Linked DNA regions of Homo sapiens: all the other regions are linked to region 1. Evidence: chromatin contacts called from ENCODE Hi-C or POLR2A ChIA-PET data. All regions are on one chromosome and are shown on one strand. The core of a region is the stretch at or near the end of the contact, and the rest is flanking DNA. Distances in the headings are between cores, read along the strand shown. Region 1 has its middle 88 kb from the start of CPSF6. Region 2 overlaps CPM (carboxypeptidase M). Region 3 has its middle 17 kb from the start of LYZ.

What was found. A loop is a pair of places that touch in the nucleus more often than their neighbours do. ChIA-PET counts read pairs that join two places held with the same protein, here RNA polymerase II (POLR2A). Pooled maps may share reads with other maps.
Region 2: a loop to region 1 is called in a map of pancreas, with 2.2 times the contacts of the local background. The contact joins two enhancer-like sites. A Hi-C loop is called at or near these places in 5 of 168 maps with a recorded cell type or tissue (Calu3, colonic mucosa, mammary epithelial cell and 2 more) and 6 of 50 pooled maps. POLR2A ChIA-PET finds 5 or more read pairs at or near these places in 2 of 52 experiments (SK-N-SH and activated CD4-positive, alpha-beta T cell).
Region 3: a loop to region 1 is called in a map of HepG2, with 4 times the contacts of the local background. The contact joins two enhancer-like sites. A Hi-C loop is called at or near these places in 6 of 168 maps with a recorded cell type or tissue (B cell, Caco-2, GM12878 and 3 more), 7 of 37 single-sample maps with no recorded cell type and 8 of 50 pooled maps. POLR2A ChIA-PET finds 5 or more read pairs at or near these places in 8 of 52 experiments (A673, CD4-positive, alpha-beta T cell, CD4-positive, alpha-beta memory T cell and 4 more).

The regions. Positions count from the first base shown.
Region 1 is chr12:69,149,579-69,152,798 of GRCh38, reverse strand. No RefSeq gene overlaps it. Among named protein-coding and RNA genes, the nearest start is that of CPSF6, 88 kb to the left of the region's middle. Within about 2 kb of position 1,483, at least 3 of the 41 ENCODE cell types and tissues checked have a DNase peak (open chromatin) inside an H3K27ac peak, as active enhancers do.
Region 2 is chr12:68,897,799-68,901,018 of GRCh38, reverse strand. The region is part of intron 2 of CPM (carboxypeptidase M); the gene reads left to right. Among named protein-coding and RNA genes, the nearest start is that of CPM, 34 kb to the left of the region's middle. Within about 2 kb of position 1,663, at least 5 of the 41 ENCODE cell types and tissues checked have a DNase peak (open chromatin) inside an H3K27ac peak, as active enhancers do.
Region 3 is chr12:69,329,545-69,332,764 of GRCh38, reverse strand. No RefSeq gene overlaps it. Among named protein-coding and RNA genes, the nearest start is that of LYZ, 17 kb to the left of the region's middle. RefSeq lists enhancers at 1-595, 1,436-1,595. Within about 2 kb of position 1,609, at least 18 of the 41 ENCODE cell types and tissues checked have a DNase peak (open chromatin) inside an H3K27ac peak, as active enhancers do.

The sequences.
Region 1 (3,220 bases), core at 234-2,733:
TATAAATAATGAACATGATTAATGAAGAATATGGAACATTTTGGGCATTGTAGAGGAATGTTAGGAAAAATTATACCGAGAGTTTTGACTCATTTAAATTCTACGTTAATTTAACACTTCTACCCACAGGTTTCTGCACACTTGTGCATGCTCTAATTATTTTCCATAAATGTATTCTGTAGTGTGGGACAGTCTCTGACAGAGTTTCTCCTATATTTGTCTCCTCTGGCTTGTATGTCGACACTTCCCACTTCAATTCTATGCCCCAGCAATTGATGTCATTTAAATAAGTGCCATTTAGTATCTCAAATATTCCATGTTTTTTCTCACTTCTGATACTTCTTATTATGCCTGAAATAGTGCCGTCACTCCTTTCCACCTCTAACCGTTAGTTGGGTAATTTCTACCAATCATCCACATTTCCATCCAGTGGTGTGGAAAGATTTTTAAACCTCATGTCCGGAGCAGGGGGCGGACTTTATGTGCTCTCATAGCCAGAGCTTCCCAGAGTGTGTCCACCAATGACTGCATTAAAACATCACTGGAAACCCAACTGCTTACATAACTGGATATGAAAATCTGCTCCAGGTCTACCAAAGCAAATAACACTCTTTTTTTGGAGATAACGGTGTCATTCTGTCACCCAGGCTGGAGGGCAGTGGCACCATCATAGCTCACTGCAACTTCAAACTCCTGGGCTTAAATAATCCTCCCACCTCAGCCTCCCAAGTAGCTGGGAACACAGGCACACACCACCATGCCCAGCTAATGTTTATGACTTGATTTGTAAAATTTTAAATTTTAAATAGAGATAAATTCTCCCTGTGTTGCCCAGGCTGGTCTTGAACTCTTGGCCTCAAGTGATCCTCCTCACTTGGCCTCCCAAAGTGCTTGGGATTATAGTGGTGAGCCACTGTGTCCAGCCTTGTAGTGTTTTATTTTTTAAGTGTTGTAATGGATGTACCAGTGTTTAATATATCAGTCTTTAAAAAAATAGTTTAAACATCTGTTTTTCCTCACCCCTCACTGAGTACATTGAAAATAGTACAAGTTAAAGCACATGTCTTGTTCTCATCATGTCCATGGCATTCTATACTTCCCCTCCCTTGGCGTTGACCACAATGGGCTATATCTTAATTGCTTGTGTTCTTGTCTGTTTCTCCCAGTGGACTGTGAACTCTTAAGGGCAGGGACTGTTTATTCTTCACTGTTGTATCCCTAGCCTCAAGCCTGATGCTAACACAGAATTTGTGTTCAATAAAAATTTATTGAATGGGCGGGTGGATGGAGGAATATAGGGTAGCCTGATGTCCTCAAAGCAGCCAGCTAACCAGTGCCTACATTCCAACCCGTAAGTTTCCACCACTGACTTACCCTCTTCAACCCGTTTCCTCTTAAAAAAAAAAAAAGTCTCAACGGGCTATTTAAGTGATATGTCCCACAGGGAACACACTCAAATGGCAAAGTCTCACCCGCAGCTGTAATTCCCTAAGTAAACAGCTCTCCTGGGAGGTTCGTAGTCTCAGGTAACTCTGCTGAGTGACTTTGGAGAGCAAGGTAGAAATATTCCCATTTATTCATTATCTACCATGTGCCTAGAACTATCCCAGGCACTTTTATATGTAATACTCTCATTTAATTCTCACAACAATCCTCTAAGGTAGGTATTACTCTCCCCATTTATGCAGATGAGAGAGACTCAGAGAAAGGATAGACCTTGATCAAGCTGCATGCAGAGGAGGAGGCCAGGCTCGGGTCTGTCCAACCCCACAGCCCAGGAACGTTCCTTCTACCATGTGTTCCATGCCAGTGCACAATGCTGTTAGAGATGTAGAATGTTTTGACCTGAAAGGACTCTCACAGGTTGTCCCATGCAATCTACTTCTTGTGATTGAAATAATTTTCCTTAAAAAAAGAAAAGAACTTTGGACTATGTCTCTTGCCAAATAGAATTCTGCAAATTGTGATTTTGCCAAGAGAAACAAAGAACATTCAATTATCCTTAAAGTCTGTCATTGATTGAGTAACTCTTAAAATTAGCCAGGAACATTTTTGGATGTACTGGATAAGTGGGGCATGCCCTGCCATTTTACGTACCTGCAACATGAATTCTGGCTTGGTTTCCTATGGCACAGGGATTACTTTCGTTCATCTCCAAGTGTGGCTCACCAGCCTGCTTTACCACCATGTCTGCTGCCAGGTCAACTCATTTACTTATTAATTGACATTTATTGCACACTTGTTATTTGCCAAGGCCAGGGCTGGGGATTTAATGTGAATTATCTCAGTTAATCCTAACCGTGACTCTATGAAGAAAGTAATATAATTAATTTTATTTTGTCTTTGGGAAAAAAGTAACTTGCTCACAGAGACCATAATTGGTGGACCTGGATTGGGATTCCAGATCAGTGTGAATCCAGAATGAGTGTCTTCACCATGACTTTATGAACCTGCCCCACAGGCAACATTGCAGTCACATGCTGTGACACAGACGCATTGCACACTGGGCAGTTCAAATTATTAGCATTTCCTGGCAGTTTGAATTGCAAGTGACAGGTTGACTTATTGTTGTTGTTTCAGTAAAAGAGCTATACTTTTGTTGCTGTTGTTGAGACAGAGTTTTGCTCTGTCAGCCAGGCTGGAGTGCAGTGGTGTGATCTCAGCTCACTGCAGCCTCAACCTCCTGGGATCAAACAATCCTCCCACCTCAGCCTCCCTAGTAGCTAGGACTACAGGTGTGTACCATCACACCCAGTTAATTTTTTTTTATGTTTTGTAGAGACAAGGTCTCACTATATTGCCTAGGCTGGTCTTGAACTCCTGAGCTCAAGCAATCATCCTGCCTTGGCCTCCCAAAGTGCTGGGATCACAGGTGTGAGCCACTGGGCCCAGTTAGAGTTACACTTTCTGGAACTATCAGGCACTGTTCCAGAATCACAAATCCCTTTCATAAGTAGAAGGGATTTCCTTTGTCTGGATTTTGAAAGAGAATTTCCTTAGAAAGACCTGCTTTGTTGAGAAAATGCAGACAATTATTACTGTTTTCAGCAAGGGGCCTCGGAAAAAGTGAACGCAAATCCTTTAAAGTTAGTGGCTGTTACGAGACAACTCTATAATGTAAAAAGAATGGACAAGACTGAAGCCATTTTGGGATAGTCTTAGTGAACAGGATTAATTTGGTGAGATTTACATCATGCCTAGAACTTTGCCATCACATAAT
Region 2 (3,220 bases), core at 414-2,913, 250 kb after region 1:
TCCCCCACCAGAGTGGTACATTTGTTACAACTAATAAACCTACACTGAAGTAGGGGTTTGGACAAATGTATAATGACATTGTAGTATCATACAGAGGAGTTTCACTGCCCTAAATACCCTATGTGCCATCTTTTCATCCTTCCCTCCTCACTAGCCTTTGGCAACCACTGATCTTTTTATTGTCTCCATAATTTCGCCTGTTTCAAAATGTCATATGCTTGGACTCATATAGTATAGCCTTTTCAGATTGGCTTCTTTTACTTAGTAATATGCATTTAAGTTTCCTCCATGTATCTTCATGGCTTGATAGATCATTTCTTTTCAACACTGACTCGTATTCCATTGTCTGAGTGTACCACAGGTTATTTATCCCCTCACCTACTGAAGGACCTCTTGGTTCCTTTCAAGTTTTGGCAATGATAAATAAAAATGTAAATAGCTGTATAATTTTTATATGGACGTAAGTTTTCAGTTTATTTTGTTAAATAACAAGGAGCTTGTTTGCTGGATCATATGGCAAGAGTAGGTTTAGTTTTGTAAGACACTTGCAAACTGCTTTCCAAATTGGCCATTTTGCATTCCCACCAGCAATGAATGAGAGTTCCTGTTGCTCCACATCCTCGCCAGTATTTGGTGTTGTCAGTGTTCTGAATTTTTGCCATTCTAATAGGAATGCATTGATATCTCATTGTTGTTTTAATTTGCCTTTCCCTGATGACATATGATGTGACATATGATGACATCTTTTCATATGCTTATTTGCCCTCTGTTTATCTTCTTTGGTGAAATGCCTGCTGTTTCCATCTTTTGTCCATTTTTTAATTGAGTTGTTTATTTTCTTATTGTTGGGTTTTCAGAATTCTTTCTGTATTTTGGATAACTCTTTCATCAGACATGTCTTTTGCAAACATTTTCTCCAAGTCTGTGGCTTACCTTTTCATTCTCTTGATCCCTCCAGCTTTTTATTTAGAAAATTTTCAGTCCTATAGAAAAAAATACAAAAATAGTAAAATAAGCACTCACACATTATTCATATACATCCACCAGTTGTTAATATTTTGCCACATTTGCTTTATCTCTCTCATGAGCTCCATCTGTTGATTTTACTGAACCATTAGAAGTGATAAATGGCATGTCACATCATCCCAAAAAACACCAATATGCATCTCCTAAGCATGACTTCTTACTGCCTAATCATGACACATCATTATTAAACTAAAAATAATAACTCAGTAATATCCAACAACATACTGCATTTTTAAAGTTCTCCAGTAGTTCCCAGAATCAAATCAAGCAAGGCTCACCCATCGTCTACAGTCTCACAATCTAGGACAGTTCCCCTGCCTTTTTTTGGCATTGACCGATTCATATTGAACCAATTTTATGTCATTGGTTGATTCCTAATGAACCATTTCCTTGTCTACAAGCTCTTGGCTTGCCCTCTTACAGTGATGAGTTGGAGTCTCTCCATGACAGCACCAGACTGGAAATTCTTAACATGCTTTCCAGGCTCATTAACATTGAGATAGTCAAAATCTACACGATGTCCTCAATAATTTTGAGAACAGGCCATGAAAGAAAATGTTGTGAAAAATGTGTTTATGGTTAATGATTCAACACAGTTAACAGAGGTGACTTGGCTTTCTGCCCTGCCCTCATGGCAACATGCGGCTTCCCAGTTCAGCACTGTCCTCTGCTGTTAGGGCCTGGGAATTCTGAATGAGATTCAGTCCTTGGAGTTGAAAAAGTAATTTACCTGATGCTTGGTGGTGTGAATGTTTGTGACAGTTTTTGTGCTAATACATTTTGAAGGACATGTTCTCTCAAAATAGCCCCTTCCACTTTCTGAATCCACACTCCAGTTTTCTTTTTAACTTCAGTGAGTGGTAGTCTATTTGACCTGATGTGCAGATCTTCTGGCACATACATTTCTGCTGTCTCTTGGCATAACAAATTGGCAGTCTATCCCTATGTTATGTACACTGTTTATATTGAAAATTTGTCTTTAATTGGTCTGATACTACATCATCTGCTAGGGCCAGTAGTTTGTCATCAGCCAATTTGTACACCTGAGGCCCTCAAACAAACACGTGCTTACAATGTTTCTGGCACTATTTTTAAAGCTTGTAAGAATTAAATGAGATAGCACAACAACCCCATGAGGGTAAGTACCGTTAATCCCATAATATGGATGAGGAAACTGATTCATTTAGAGGGATTAAGCAATTTGCCCAATACCACATGGCTAGTAAGTGACAGAGCTGGGTTTTAGCTCTGACACTTTGATTCTGGAACCTGCACATTTCATCATTATGTCAGATGCCCTGAAGAGGATACTGTATATCATCTCATCTCACATGCTGTGTTCAGGCAGGTGACGTGCTGCTCAATGCTGGTTTTGATGTCTTTACTAAACTACTGATCTATTTTTGAGATTTAAATCTCAAAACAGTGATACTAGTGAGAAGTAGTCCACCTTTGTTAATCCACCAAATGTTCCGGTTAGGGAACCTAATTTTGGTAACTTCAAGGCCTCTCCTGCTATTGGGAGCTAAGCATCCTTCACTCTGGACTCTCACTTGCTTCACTTTAGAATGAGAGCTTTTTAGGGTAAAACTCAGGAAGTAGGATGACTGAAAGAAAAGCCTTTCTTCTCCACAGTAGCTTATGGGGAAACTAGTAAATTAATTGCCATTATTCCTTGCCACTAAAGGATGAGTTCTTATGGTAGCAATAAATAGACAATAGGGCTGTGCAGACCTCCAACAAACTGTCTTTTCTGGGGTCAAAAGGGGTCTGAATTAACCTCTTCTTAAATTACAGCTCTGTGACACCTGCAGGCACTCATAACAAATAAGAACACCAGGCCAGGCACAGTGGCTCATGCCCGTAATCCTAACATCTTGGGAGGCTGAGGTGGGTGGATTGCTTGAGCTCAGGATTTCAAGACCAGCCTAGACAGCATGGCAAAACCCCATCTCTACAAAAAAAAAAAAAAAATACACAAATTAGCCAGGCGTAGTGGTCCATGCTTGTAGTCCCAGATACTCAGGAGGCTGAGGTGGCTGACTTGAGCCCTGGGAGGTCAAGGCTATAGTGAGCCATGATTGCACCACTGCATTCCTGCCTGGCTGACGGAGTGAGACCAATAGGGCAGCAAGAAACAAAACCTCAACACTGAACCGGAATGTCCATGACATACTGTAAAAAAAGAAACCTC
Region 3 (3,220 bases), core at 360-2,859, 180 kb before region 1:
CGGTGGAGTTAGGAGCAATGTTTTGTGGGCAGGGGGTGGATCTCACAAAGTACATTCTCAAGGGTGGGGAGAACTACAAAGAACCTTCTTAAGGGTGGGGAGATTACAAAGAACCTTCTTAAGGGTTGGTGAGATTACAAAGTACATTGATCAGTTAGGGTGGGGCAGAAACAAATCACTGTGGTGGAATGTCATCAGTTAAGGCTATTTTCACTTCTTTTGTGGATCTTCAGTTGCTTCAGGCCATCTGGCTTAGCTTGGGCTGAGAGGCCTGATAGTATTTACCTGAGACCGTGGTACCTGAGTTTTAATCATTCCTAGAACTACTCTCTTAACCATGTTAATTATCCACAAGTGTGTTTACTCAAGTTTACTCAAAGTGTGTTTACTCAAGTTTACTCAAAGCTTCTGTTGTTAATTGTATACTAAATAAATGCCTGGAGTTCGAGCTGCTCAGGGCCGTCCACAGTGACAAACCTCTCTAGGTGTGCAGGCGGCTGGACACTCAGCTGGACTGGCAAAACAGAATATCTGTGTGTCAGTGTACGTTTTATTCATCTGTCGTTTGGGTCAGGGTCTGAGGGCAGACCCCGCGGCTAATGCCTTCACGTGTGAGGAGCAATACCTCAGCTGGTGGCCTGTGTGAGGAAACCCGTGTGAGGAAAGCCCTGTGAGGAAAGCCGTGTGAGGCCAGTCAGGGGTCTGCAGAAACAGACTCCCCGCAGTTGGAGCCCCTCCTGAGGCAAGCTGCCTAGGAAGAGTGAGGACTGCCCTCATGAGGAAAGCTGCGAAGGAAGCGTGAAGGAAAAGCGACGGACCCCCCGGAAAACAAAGGTGAAGAAAGGAACCGCGCGGTCAAGTCAGTGAGTAATCAGCAAGTCATTGGTGCCCACTCAAAGTTACCAAGTTCTGGGGGAAGTTGGGTCAAGCTGAGTTTTCATCATGGGACCACAGTTATTAGCACAGCAGAAACATTATATGAAAGTATTAAAACAGTTACTTAAGGCTAGCGGAGCCTCAGTTTCACAGGCTCAATTAAGGGACCTAATCATCCATGCTAGACAAACTGTTGCAATGCAAACTCTTGTGATCCCAAGCCCGTGGTTCCCGGAAGAAGGAACGCTAGACGTAGAACTCTGGGAACAAATGGGGAGAAATCTTAACATGTGCAAAGGCAACAGGTCCCAGTAACAGCTTTAACGTTATAGGCTTTAATTAGAGCAGCCTTAGCTCTGTTACACGCAGAAGAGCCTAAAAAGAGCAAGGAGGAGAAAATGTCACCTGCCTTATCACCTCCTCTTCCCTCCACCCTAATATCACCGGGCCGAAATAACAGAGGAAACGGGGGTTTATACCTGAGCCTCCTCCTCCAATAGATAGGAAAAAAGACCTAGGATATGCTACAGCTATCAGTCCCTGTCTTAAGCGGGCAGCATTAGAAGCAGAGCTCTTACTCTGCCCAGTAATGCAGAATCGGCAAGGCAATCAGGTGTATGTTTATAAAAAGATAAGAAAAAAGGCATTAGGAGCCGAAAGCCGTGCAGCCGAGCAAGCAGTAAATAAAAAGAAAGGCTCGGCAGCCCGGAAGTTCACAGAAACAGAGCCAGCACAGGCAAAAGGCAGCGCTTTTACAAGAGTAAAACAGCTACCGCCCAGGGACCCGCCGGCTCAGCTCTCTAGCTCTGCAGGTGACCCAAGGCAAGTGCTCCTTGTTTACAAGCGACATCCCAGATTATAATTCTCTGCTAAAATTTAAGTAAAATGTAAGAATTTGAAAAACCTCTTTTCTGATAATGGCCACTGTTGCTCTCTCTCTCCTACCCCTGACGTAGCTCTCCAAATCCAATTTAGGTAAAACAGTAACCTCTGAAGGGAGAGAGATTACAGAAGGCCGATGAATTAGTTAAAGAGTAGTTAAAAGCTAGGCATGTAAAACCACACATTACCCTTTAAAGGAGAACTTTAAACCTAACTAAATCATATTTGTTAAATTAGAAGAAAAGTTGTATGTAAGTGTAGTGAAAGCATATGCATGAATGACTGTCGTAACCCACTGATTAGATAGTCTTTTGATTTCTACTTGCTAAAAGAGTCCTGAATTCAGTTTCCCAACTACTGGGTCACTGTTTTCAAGACTGTTGGCCAGATTAAAGTCCATAAACTTGATCAGCTTGAAAACTCAATTGCAAGATTTAAGCTGTTCTGCCTGTGGCTTTAAGCACATGGTTAAAGTATATTATTTAAGTTTCTGCTTCTAGAGATGCTTTCAGATTTTCTTTTTAAATTTCATGTTACTTATTTCAACTTGCCATCTTAATGATTAATGCAGTCAATTGCTAAGTTATAACCCTGATATCATCAGGATTCCTTTAAGTAAAAGGTAATTCGAAGCGGTATTGCACTTCCCCATACCTAATGCTTTAACACTGTTTACTGATGGGTCTGGTAAACATGGAAAAGCGGCAGTCTAGTAGAGACCACACAATTCCATCACTCAGAGTTTACTAGCACTCAGAGAGCTGAGGTTACTCTGTTTATTTATTAAAGAACTTTTACAGCATGAAGTTAGCTCTGGAGACCACTCTGTGTGCTCTTTTTCTCCGACTTCAGCAATTGCTACACCAACGTACACATCCTGTTTTTATTACACACATTCGAGCCCACAGCTCTCTGCCTGGCCCATTGGCTTATGGCAATGATCAAGCAGCTCTTCAGGTTGTAACATCACTGCTAGACCAAGCCACCCAATTGCATCAATTTTTCTACTAAAATTAGAGAAACTCATCTTAAACAACTTCAACTTATACAGAGATTGGCTAAACAAATTATCTGACGGTGCCCAGATTGCCAGCTCACAGGCACAGCCCCTCTTTCAACAGGTGTTAACCCTAGAGGATTGGAACCTAATCAGTTGTGGCAAACAGATGTTACATCCCTAAATTTGGGAAACTAAGATATATACATGTATCCGTTAATACCAACACTCACCTAATTAGTGCACATTAAAAAGAGAAATAAAGGGAAAGAATGAGTAAGAAAGAGACTAGAAAAGACAGATCAGAGACAGACACAAAAAGACTAAGGAGAGAAAGTAGGAAGAAAGGAAAGAAATATTAAAGTTACAGATATAAGAATGCACCTTTAGTAAGGAAGGTTATAAAACATAGTCAGAAAGTTAAGCCATGTTAAAGATTGTCTGTGAAAGTTGTGAAGAATGTTA